Regions from separate parts of the Homo sapiens genome. Here region 1 is linked to region 2. The links are chromatin loops, found by intact Hi-C in ENCODE. Cell type or tissue: dorsolateral prefrontal cortex. All regions are shown on one strand. Each heading gives the region's core, and the rest is flanking DNA. Links, peaks and the distances in the headings are about the cores only. Region 1 overlaps AP2B1 (adaptor related protein complex 2 subunit beta 1). Region 2 overlaps AP2B1 (adaptor related protein complex 2 subunit beta 1).

Evidence for each region. Hi-C counts contacts between places; a loop is a spot of excess contacts. Peaks named below come from ENCODE experiments on the same cell type or tissue, not always from the same donor. Only the 100,000 strongest peaks of a DNase experiment are listed, where the experiment ranks them.
Region 1: a loop joins it to region 2, with 5 times the contacts of the local background. A loop is called at or near these places in 12 of 110 quality-filtered maps.

Annotation. Positions count from the first base shown.
Region 1 is chr17:35,603,298-35,607,695 of GRCh38, forward strand. AP2B1 (adaptor related protein complex 2 subunit beta 1) reads left to right here. Exons shown (of 22, transcript NM_001030006.2): 4 at 2,408-2,543. Among named protein-coding and RNA genes, the nearest start is that of AP2B1, 18 kb to the left of the region's middle. In dorsolateral prefrontal cortex, for the core only: no CTCF peak of the experiment used is centred there; no DNase peak of the experiment used is centred there; H3K27ac peaks cover 1,393 bases.
Region 2 is chr17:35,662,454-35,666,851 of GRCh38, forward strand. All of the region lies in intron 14 of AP2B1 (adaptor related protein complex 2 subunit beta 1), which reads left to right. Among named protein-coding and RNA genes, the nearest start is that of RASL10B, 67 kb to the right of the region's middle. RefSeq lists a silencer at 3,264-3,464. In dorsolateral prefrontal cortex, for the core only: no CTCF peak of the experiment used is centred there; no DNase peak of the experiment used is centred there.

The DNA.
Region 1 (4,398 bases), core at 75-4,074, 59 kb before region 2:
GTACTTTGATAAAGCATTGTGGGGAAGATTTATTGCTAACTTCCCATAAAGTTACAGTTATCCTATATTGTAAAGATACAGCTTACACTTTAGAATCTGACAAGCTCAACCCTTCCAAGCTAATGGTGCTCCTTTAAATTTGTTTCCTGTGGCTTATAGGAGAATGGTAAATCATGAAATAACTAGAACTTAGGAAAGGTATAAACTCCTTTTATATTTGATTACTCTCAAATTTTCATTTGTCTGAATATGTAATGTTAAAAAAATAATTTCACTAAAAGGGAATCAGGACATCTTGGAGGATGACTGATTCTAGGTCTGGAATTAGAAATGTACAAAATGAGCCTGGATGGGGCATCTTGTCATAAAGGAAAGTATGGAAAATACCAGGTCATATCACAAGGATTCAGGAGCTCAGTTCCCACTGGTCAAGACTGGAAGAATATGAACTTTAAAAAGCGTAACTGAAGTGCTTTGAAACTGTAGTAGATGGATATGAAGAATTATTGTTCCTTTTGCCCTGTCGCACTCCTGAAAGCAAGATGATTCACCAGCAGCTCTACTGGAGCCACCCGCGAAAAGTCAGCCAGGGTTCTTGCTATTGTGTCTGCTGAAACTGGGCACAGTCTGATCTGGAAATTGAGCCTCGTTACATGCCACCAGTGTTTCCATCATACGTGAAGGATATAGATTTCATTAAGTTGGACTAAGTGATCTTCCACGAATGGATTATCTAAGGCACCCACCCAATGAGAGAAACCATGTTAGCTTTTTGTACATAAAATAAATATTTTAAAATAATTATTGTTATTTTTTATTTTTATTTTTGAGATGGGGTCTCTCTCTGTTCCTCAGGCTGGTGTGCAGTGGCATGTTCGTGGCTCACTGCAGCCTCCGCATCCCAGGCTCAAGTGATCCTCCCACCTCAGCTTCCTGAGTAGCTGGGACCACAGGCGCACACCACCATGCCTGGCTAATTTTTAAAATTATTTATAGAGACGAGGTCTCACTATGTTGCCCAGGCTGGTCTCACACTCCTAGGCTCAAGCAGTCCTCCCACCATGGCCTCGCAAAGTGCTTGGATTACAGACGTGAGCCACTGGGCCTGGCTTTTTTGTTTTTGTTTTTGTGTGTTTTTTTGAATGTGATAAAGGTAGTGGAAAAAAAAAAAGACACTTGCCTGTGCGTGGTGGCTCACATCTGTAATCCCAGAACTTTGGGAGGCCAAGGCAGGTGGATCACCTGAGGTCAGGAGTTCGGGACTAGCCTGGCTAACATGGTGAAACCCCATCTCTACTAAAAATATAAAAATTAGCCGGGAGTGGTGGCGCACGCCTGTAATCTCAGCTACTTAGGAGGCTGACACATTAGAATTGCTTGAACTGGGGAGGCAGTGGTTGCAGGAAGCAAAGATGGTGCCACTGAACTCCAGCCTGGGCGACAGAGTGAGACTCTGTCTCAAAAAGAAAAAAAAGGATTCTTAAGATACACATTAAAATATTATAGATGAAGCTGGGCACAGTGGCTTATGCATGTAATCCCAGCACTAGGATTAACATTTTTTCATAATAAAAAGCTTTTTCTAAAACTATAGAGACCTTGTTGAGAACAGCACTACAATTTTTTTCTTGTTTTTTTTGGATGGGGACAAGGTCTCACTCTGTCATCCAGGCTAGAGTGCAGTGACGTGATCATGGCTCACTGCAGTCTCGACCTCCTGCTTCAGCCTTCTGAGTAGCTAAGACTACAGGTGTGCACCACCACACCTAGCTTTTTAAAACAAATTTTTGTAGAGAGGATCTCGCCATGTTGTCCAGGCTGGCCTTGAACACCTGGTCTCAAGTGAATCCTTACACCCCAGCCTCCCAAAGTTCTGAGATTGCATACCTGAGCCACCATGTCTGGCCTACAGTTTCTTTTCTTTTCTTTTCTCTTTTCTTTTCTTTTTTTTTTTCCTTTTTTTTTTAGACACAGGAGTCTCGCTCTTGTTGCCCAGGCTGGAGTGCAATGGTGTGATCTCAGCTCACCGCAAACTCTGCCTCCCAGGTTCAAACGATTCTCCTGTCTCAGCCTCCTGAGTAGCTGGGATTACAGACATGCACCACCATGCCTGGCTAATTTTTTGTATTTTTAGTAGAGACGGGGTTTCTCCATGTTGGTCAGGCTAGTCTCAAACTCCCGACCTCAGGTGATCCGCCTGCCTTGGCCTCCCAGAGTGCTGGGATTATAGGCGTGAGCCACCGTGCCCAGCCAGTTTCTTTAGTAATTCATTTCTGTGACAGTTACCACTGTGGGGACATTTGTTCTTGCATCAAATCACTGTTAGTTAAGGCTATTCATGTTCTGTCCAACAGCTTGGCACCAACACCTGCTTACTTTCCTTTTCTCTTTTACCCTCTCTTCTCAGTTCTCTCTTTCCAGACGTAGTGAACTGTATGCAGACTGACAATCTGGAACTAAAGAAGCTTGTGTATCTCTACTTGATGAACTACGCCAAGAGTCAGCCAGACATGGCCATCATGGCTGTAAACAGCTTTGTGAAGGTAACTTTTCCCAAGGCCTCAATAACAGAGTTTGAATTGCAAATAAGTAACCTCTGTTCACAAGGAAGGAGTGTAGGGAAGTGTTGGCAATGACTAGGAATGTTCATGTTTTAAGCATTCTGTATACCAGTGTGTGTCATCCAGGGAAATTCAAACCATGTGCTGAGCTTTCTGTTAGTGGGGCTTGGTGCATCCTTGCCAGATGGGTAGAAGAAAACCTGGTGAAACCCCACTGTTTTACCTTCTGAGGCTGACAAAGGTGGGCATATCATTGTACTATCAGTAATTGGGGGCTTTACCTATTTTATCTTTGTAGAAATTATACTTATGAGTCAGCAGTAGTGGAGACTGCCGGAGTTTCTACTTTCATTTCATTTAATACGTCTTACATCATTTGATTAATTTTTTTTTTTTTTTGATACAGAGTCTCACTCTGTCACCGAGGCTGGAGTGCAGTGGCACGATCTTGGCTCACTGCAACCTCTGCCTCCCAGGTTCAAGTGATTCTCCTGCCTCAGTCTCCCAAGTAGCTGGGATTACAGGTGACCGTCACCATGCCCAGCTTATTTTTGTATTTTTAGTAGAGACAGGGTTTCACCATGTTGGTCAGGCTGATCTCGTGCTCCTAACTTCAAGTGATCCACCCACCTCAGCCTCACAAAGTGCTGGGGTTACGGACACAAGCCACCACTCCCGGCGTGATTAATTTTTTTTAATGGAAAATTTTAAACATATTCAAGAAAAAGGACTAGTATAATAAATTCCTAAATATCCGTCTTGCAGTTTTAACAGTTACCGACACATAACCACTCTTGTTTGTAATCCTCATACATATTTTCTGACCTCCAACCCCCTCTCCTGCTGGATAATTTTAAAGAAATCCTGAACATCATATATTAAATAGTTTTGTCTTTATATTTGTCAAGATAAGATCTTTTATTTAAACATAACCACAATATCATCATGTCTTTAAAAATGGACAAAATATTTTCTTATTATTGAATATCCAGTCAAATCTTTCCTATCATAGATTTAAAGAAAATAATAATGGGATCATTCCCATTAATTTTTTTTTTTTTTTGGTGACAGAATTTCACTCTTGTTGCCCGGGCTGGAGTGCAATGGCGCAATCTCAGCTCACCACAACCTCCGCCTCCCGGGCTCAAGTGATTCTCCTGCCTCATCCTCCCGAGTAGCTGGGATTACAGGCATGCACCACCACACCTGGCTAATTTTGTATATTTAGTAGAGATGGGGTTTCACCATATTGGCCAGGCTGGTCTCGAACTCCTGACCTCAGGTGATCCGCCCACCTTGGCCTCTCAAAGTGCTGGGATTACAGGCGTGAGCCACCATGTCCAGCCTAATATTTTTTTAATAGTTGTTTTTTCTCTGTTTGGAACTTAGTGTACATTTAAAAAAAACAGACAGCATTTCTAAAATTAGCTTCTATTTAAAATGTTTTGAAAAATAAGCAATATGCTTTCTTCTTTCTCATGAACTTTTTGTTCTTTTCCTGTGTTTAGCTACATTATAGAGTCAGAACGTAACAGTTTGTTCTCCATGACTGGTGGTTCATAGAGGGAATATATCATTGGGAAGAATTTAGTTTACATTTTTTGGAAGTTAGAGTTGTGCATAGATTTACATGGGCTTAAAGACATTTTTTTAGTGTAAGGCAGTTTAAAAGAGTGTTCTTTCTCCATATTCTATTTACTATATTTGGAAGCACTTGCTAGTAAAAGAGAATGTATGTTAGCCAAGAGCTCAGAGGGCCTTCTCTGCTGCTTAACTCCAGGTACTTATTTCAAGCCCAGACCAGCTCCTGTGCTCCCCTTTGTTTTCTTGGCTGCAG
Region 2 (4,398 bases), core at 298-4,297:
TTGCTTGCAAAGTAGTTATTTGGGCTTTTTTTGTTTCCTTTGGAAGCCATGTATGTGGAGTTTTTTGGGTTTGGGTTTGTTTTTTTTTTTTTTTTTTTATGACTCTGGTACTTAATCTAAGAAACTGCTCGTTCTGAGTAGTGTGATTTTTCTCACCGTGCAGATCCTTCTGGTTTGGTGTAGTGTGGGAGGTGACCTGATGCCCATGTGTATAACTCTTGCATATGTGTTATGTGCTCATGAGTCTGACATCTGCGAGGATCACTGAAGTAATAATTGAATCTCAGTTATTTTCTTGCCTTTACTTCCAATCTGTCAGCAGAGGCCTTGGCTAAATTACAGCCTTTTGTTCATCCAAGGTGCTGTGCATTATTCTTTTACATAAACAGTGCTATTGTGTATATCAAAAATGGAAAGGAAGAATTATCCAAAGTGCCCTTTCTCTGTGCTGATGAAGGATTTCATCCTGGAGAAATATGCTGTGTGCCCAGCTTGAGTGGTATGGAATTGAAGAGAAACTGCCTTTTCCTGACCCTCAGTCCATGTTTTTCCCACTGTTTCTTTCAGGTTTTTACCTTTCAGATTATTAAGTCATAAGCTATTTATTAATAGTTTTGAGATTTTTTAGCCCACAGGAAATCCATCATCTATACTAGTTTTGCATCTTTATTTTTCTTCCTTTGGAGGAGCTTTGCAATGACTTAAAAGTTTAGTTTTTAGAGTTTGTGTTATGTGGAAAGATCTTTGTAAGTTGTTGCCTGTTAAATTTCTCAGTGAGGCTTCCATAACCACCATCTTTGTATCAGTGCATACGTTTAGTCAAGGCTGGCCTCAGACAGTTTTGAGAATAATTACTAATTTCTGAGTTCTAGTCCCTGTGCTAGAATTTTTATAATTTCTAATCCTCAGAACAACTCAAGAAGATAATTGGTATTGGACCCCATTTTACAGAAAACTGAAGGTCATACAGTAAGTTGCAGAGTTGGGATTTGAACCCAGGGCTTCTTTAAAACTTCAAAGTTTGTACACTTTATACTGTCCTATGATTTTCCAGTTTGTTTGTTATTGTCATCTTGCAGAATAGAATACAGTTTCACCTAACTGGTCCTTCTCAAACTGGGAAATGCAGTCTCTGGAGTACACAGCAGAGTGCAGGGTGCATTTGAAGCTGCAGAATAAATATGGCTCATTGTCTTGCAGTGTCAGTCTTACTTGATGGTAAATAATGTAAACAGAATATACACTGGTGTGTTACCACTTAGAATGTAAAATTGCATGACTTTAAGATAAAAAATACAGCTTGCTTGCCCTGGGCCTCTTGATGGTGTACATCCCAGGTCCCTGAGTATATGAGTTTGGGTTAATGTGTCACATGAAAGTTGGAGAAGGACTACAGAAGTGTGTTCATTCATGAAGAAAAGAGACTGAATAATGAGTAAGTTCATGCACCTTTCTTGCAGCAAGAGGAACAGATTGTTCATCTTATCCTTATTTATTTATTTAAAGACAGGGTCACTGCAACCTTGAGCTCCTGGGCTCAAGTAGTCCTCCCACCTCAGCCTCCCAAAGTGTTAGGATTTACAGGCATGAGCCACTATGCCTGGTCATTTTATTTTCATTTAAGTAAAACCACAAAAATCTCCGTTTCCCATCTCTTCACCAGTGAGCTGTAATAAAGCAGTAGTACTTTGAGGGCAGTTAAATGATGTGCAGGCATTCTTCTTCTGAAAATTTCCTATCAAAACCACTCAAACAATACATTTCCTCCCTAGAATGAGTTTTGACCCGGCTGGGAGATGTTTGTTTATTTATTTTTTTGAGACAAGGTCTCGCTTTGTCACCCAAGCTACAGTACAGTGGTGTGATCATAGCTCACTGCAGCCTCAAACTCCTGAGCTCAAGTGATCCTCTAACCTCAGCCTCCCAAGTAGCTGGGACTACAGGCACATGCTGCACACATGGCTAATGGGTGTTCATTTTTTTTCCTCAGTTGGTTCTATTCATATGTTTGTCAATGTTGATGCAGATATTGTGCTCTAAGTAAACAATTTTGTCAGGCTTTTGTCCTTTTGGTGATAATTTTCCCTAATAAAATGATTCACTTCAAGATTGTCTCCCAGGAAATACTGCCAGTAGCCATATATATATTACTGCCAGTAGCCATAAATTTATATTTACGAAACATTCATTCATTCAATAAGTAAATATTTGAGTGCCTAGTATTCAGGCTCTATTCTGTGTACTAGGCATATAGAATGGTCCTTGCAACCTTACGAAACAGTCCTTGGAAGCTTACATTCGCGTAGGGGAGACAAATGATAAAGTAGCAAATGCTGTGAAACAAAGTGAGACAGAATAAAGAGGTTCTCTTGTTGATTTTTACTATATTCATCATTGAGTTCTGTCTGACCTAAGAGACCTGTGGTGACCATTCTAAGGACTTTTTGTCTTACATCAGGAAGTAATCCGTTCCATCCCCCTACTTTTCCACTGATAGAAGCCTTTTCCCCCCTCAGGTTATGGAGTCTTCTGATGATTTTTATATGATCTCAATGCGTTTATGCTATTCCTTATCAAGTCTGCTCTTAGCCATCAGTTTATTAGCTTTTGCATGGTTACAGAGTCTTTCCACCAATTTGATTAATTATATTTTATGATGCTTTTTGGAATAGCTTTTTTTTTTTTTTTTTTGAGACAGGATCTCACTCTGTCACCCAGGCTAGAAAGCAGTGGCACTATCACGACATACTGCAGCCTTGACCTCCCTGGGCCCAGGTGATCCTCCCACCGCAGCCTCCGAACTAGCTGGGTCTACAGGCGCCCACCACTACACCCAGCTAAATTTTGTATTTTTTGTAGTCATGGTTTTGCCATGTTATTCAGGCTGGTCTTGAGCTCCGGGGCCCAGGCAATCCACCTGCCTCAGCTTCCGTAAGGGCTGGGATTATAAGTGTGAGCCACTATGCCCAGCCTTGAATAGCTTTTTGAAGATCATATTAAAATTTGCAGCCTAGTAGCTAAAAACCATACTTTAACCTACAAGATACTGTGTGCCATCTAAAATTTAAACTCTGTTAGAAAGACACACACTGATGGTTTTGATACCAATAGGATTTTGACGATAGTTAAGTTTTATTGTTTGTGAAGGGAATCATTGTATACTATTTTTGCACCATTCTGTTGACTCCTGAATAATAGAGCTATTGGTAAGCTATATGGCTTGGAGCATTCCTTAGATTCCCTTCAATTCAGTAAGTTCTAGAAAACAGTAAATAAAAGAGACACTAGCTCTAAACAGGAGCATAGAAATGTCTGAGCTTAAGATATACACCTGCAGTTAAGAGAATGTCTTCAGATACCTAGACAGCTCCACAGTTTTAGAAGCAAACAGATGTACTTTGGACTGGCCAGACATAGGTCAAAGGGGCTAACCCAGATCAGTCATTATGATAATTTGTGGGATTTTTTTTCCAGTCCGCTCAGTGGTTATCTCAGATGATATTCCTTTATAAAATTTAAAAATTCCTTTTCAAATTTTCTTTTCTTGGAGTCAGGCGGATTTATTCCCCTATATAACTTCAATCTTGAGTTCCTTCTCTGTATTTCTGCTGTTGTAGCACATTGCCATTGGACAGGGGCATTTCCTTTTGTTATCTATAGCTGAACTGAGCCTGTATGCGGGCTCAGCTCTGAGACTTTTGGCTCTACCTGGCTCTACAGAGCTCATGTAACCATGCCGAAATCCCTTTAGCCCATAAGTTACAATAAGTCACCATAAAACCCCTGTTTTCTGTCCAGTTACTGAACATTATTGTGCAATGACACATTATTGTGTAGTTTAACATGAACCAAGTTCCACTCAGCATTACTTCAGATGTGGTAAAGTGACCACTCTTTGGCAGTAGACAAATGTTAGTATTATTCTCAGTGCCATTTAATGACTACAGCAATTATGGGGGACTACACCACTAGCAGAAAATTTGGATTTAGGTATCAGTTACAGATTTTTAATACAGACTGTTCAATTCTCAGTATTTGAAATATTCTTTTCCTGAAGTTGCCGTCTTTCCCCCTTCTTTCTGTATCTGATTTAGTTGACCTATAATTGACATCATTTTCTTCATGGAGAAAATGGCAGCCTCAGTAAGGCAATCCTGGGAACAATAGTGAGTGGACACCTCCAAGAGACACTTAAAACACAGTATCTAGACATTTAAGATCAGGATCAAAGCCATACCCTGCACTCCTATTCCTTTTCCCTCCTGTCTCCTACCAGCTCACTGGATAACAGATATCACTCTGAGTTTTACAAGTTCTAGTTTGATTGATTTTGTACCCTACCTGATAAGTATGGGCTTAGAGTATGTCCAGACAGATGAACCTGAATCCCAATAATCT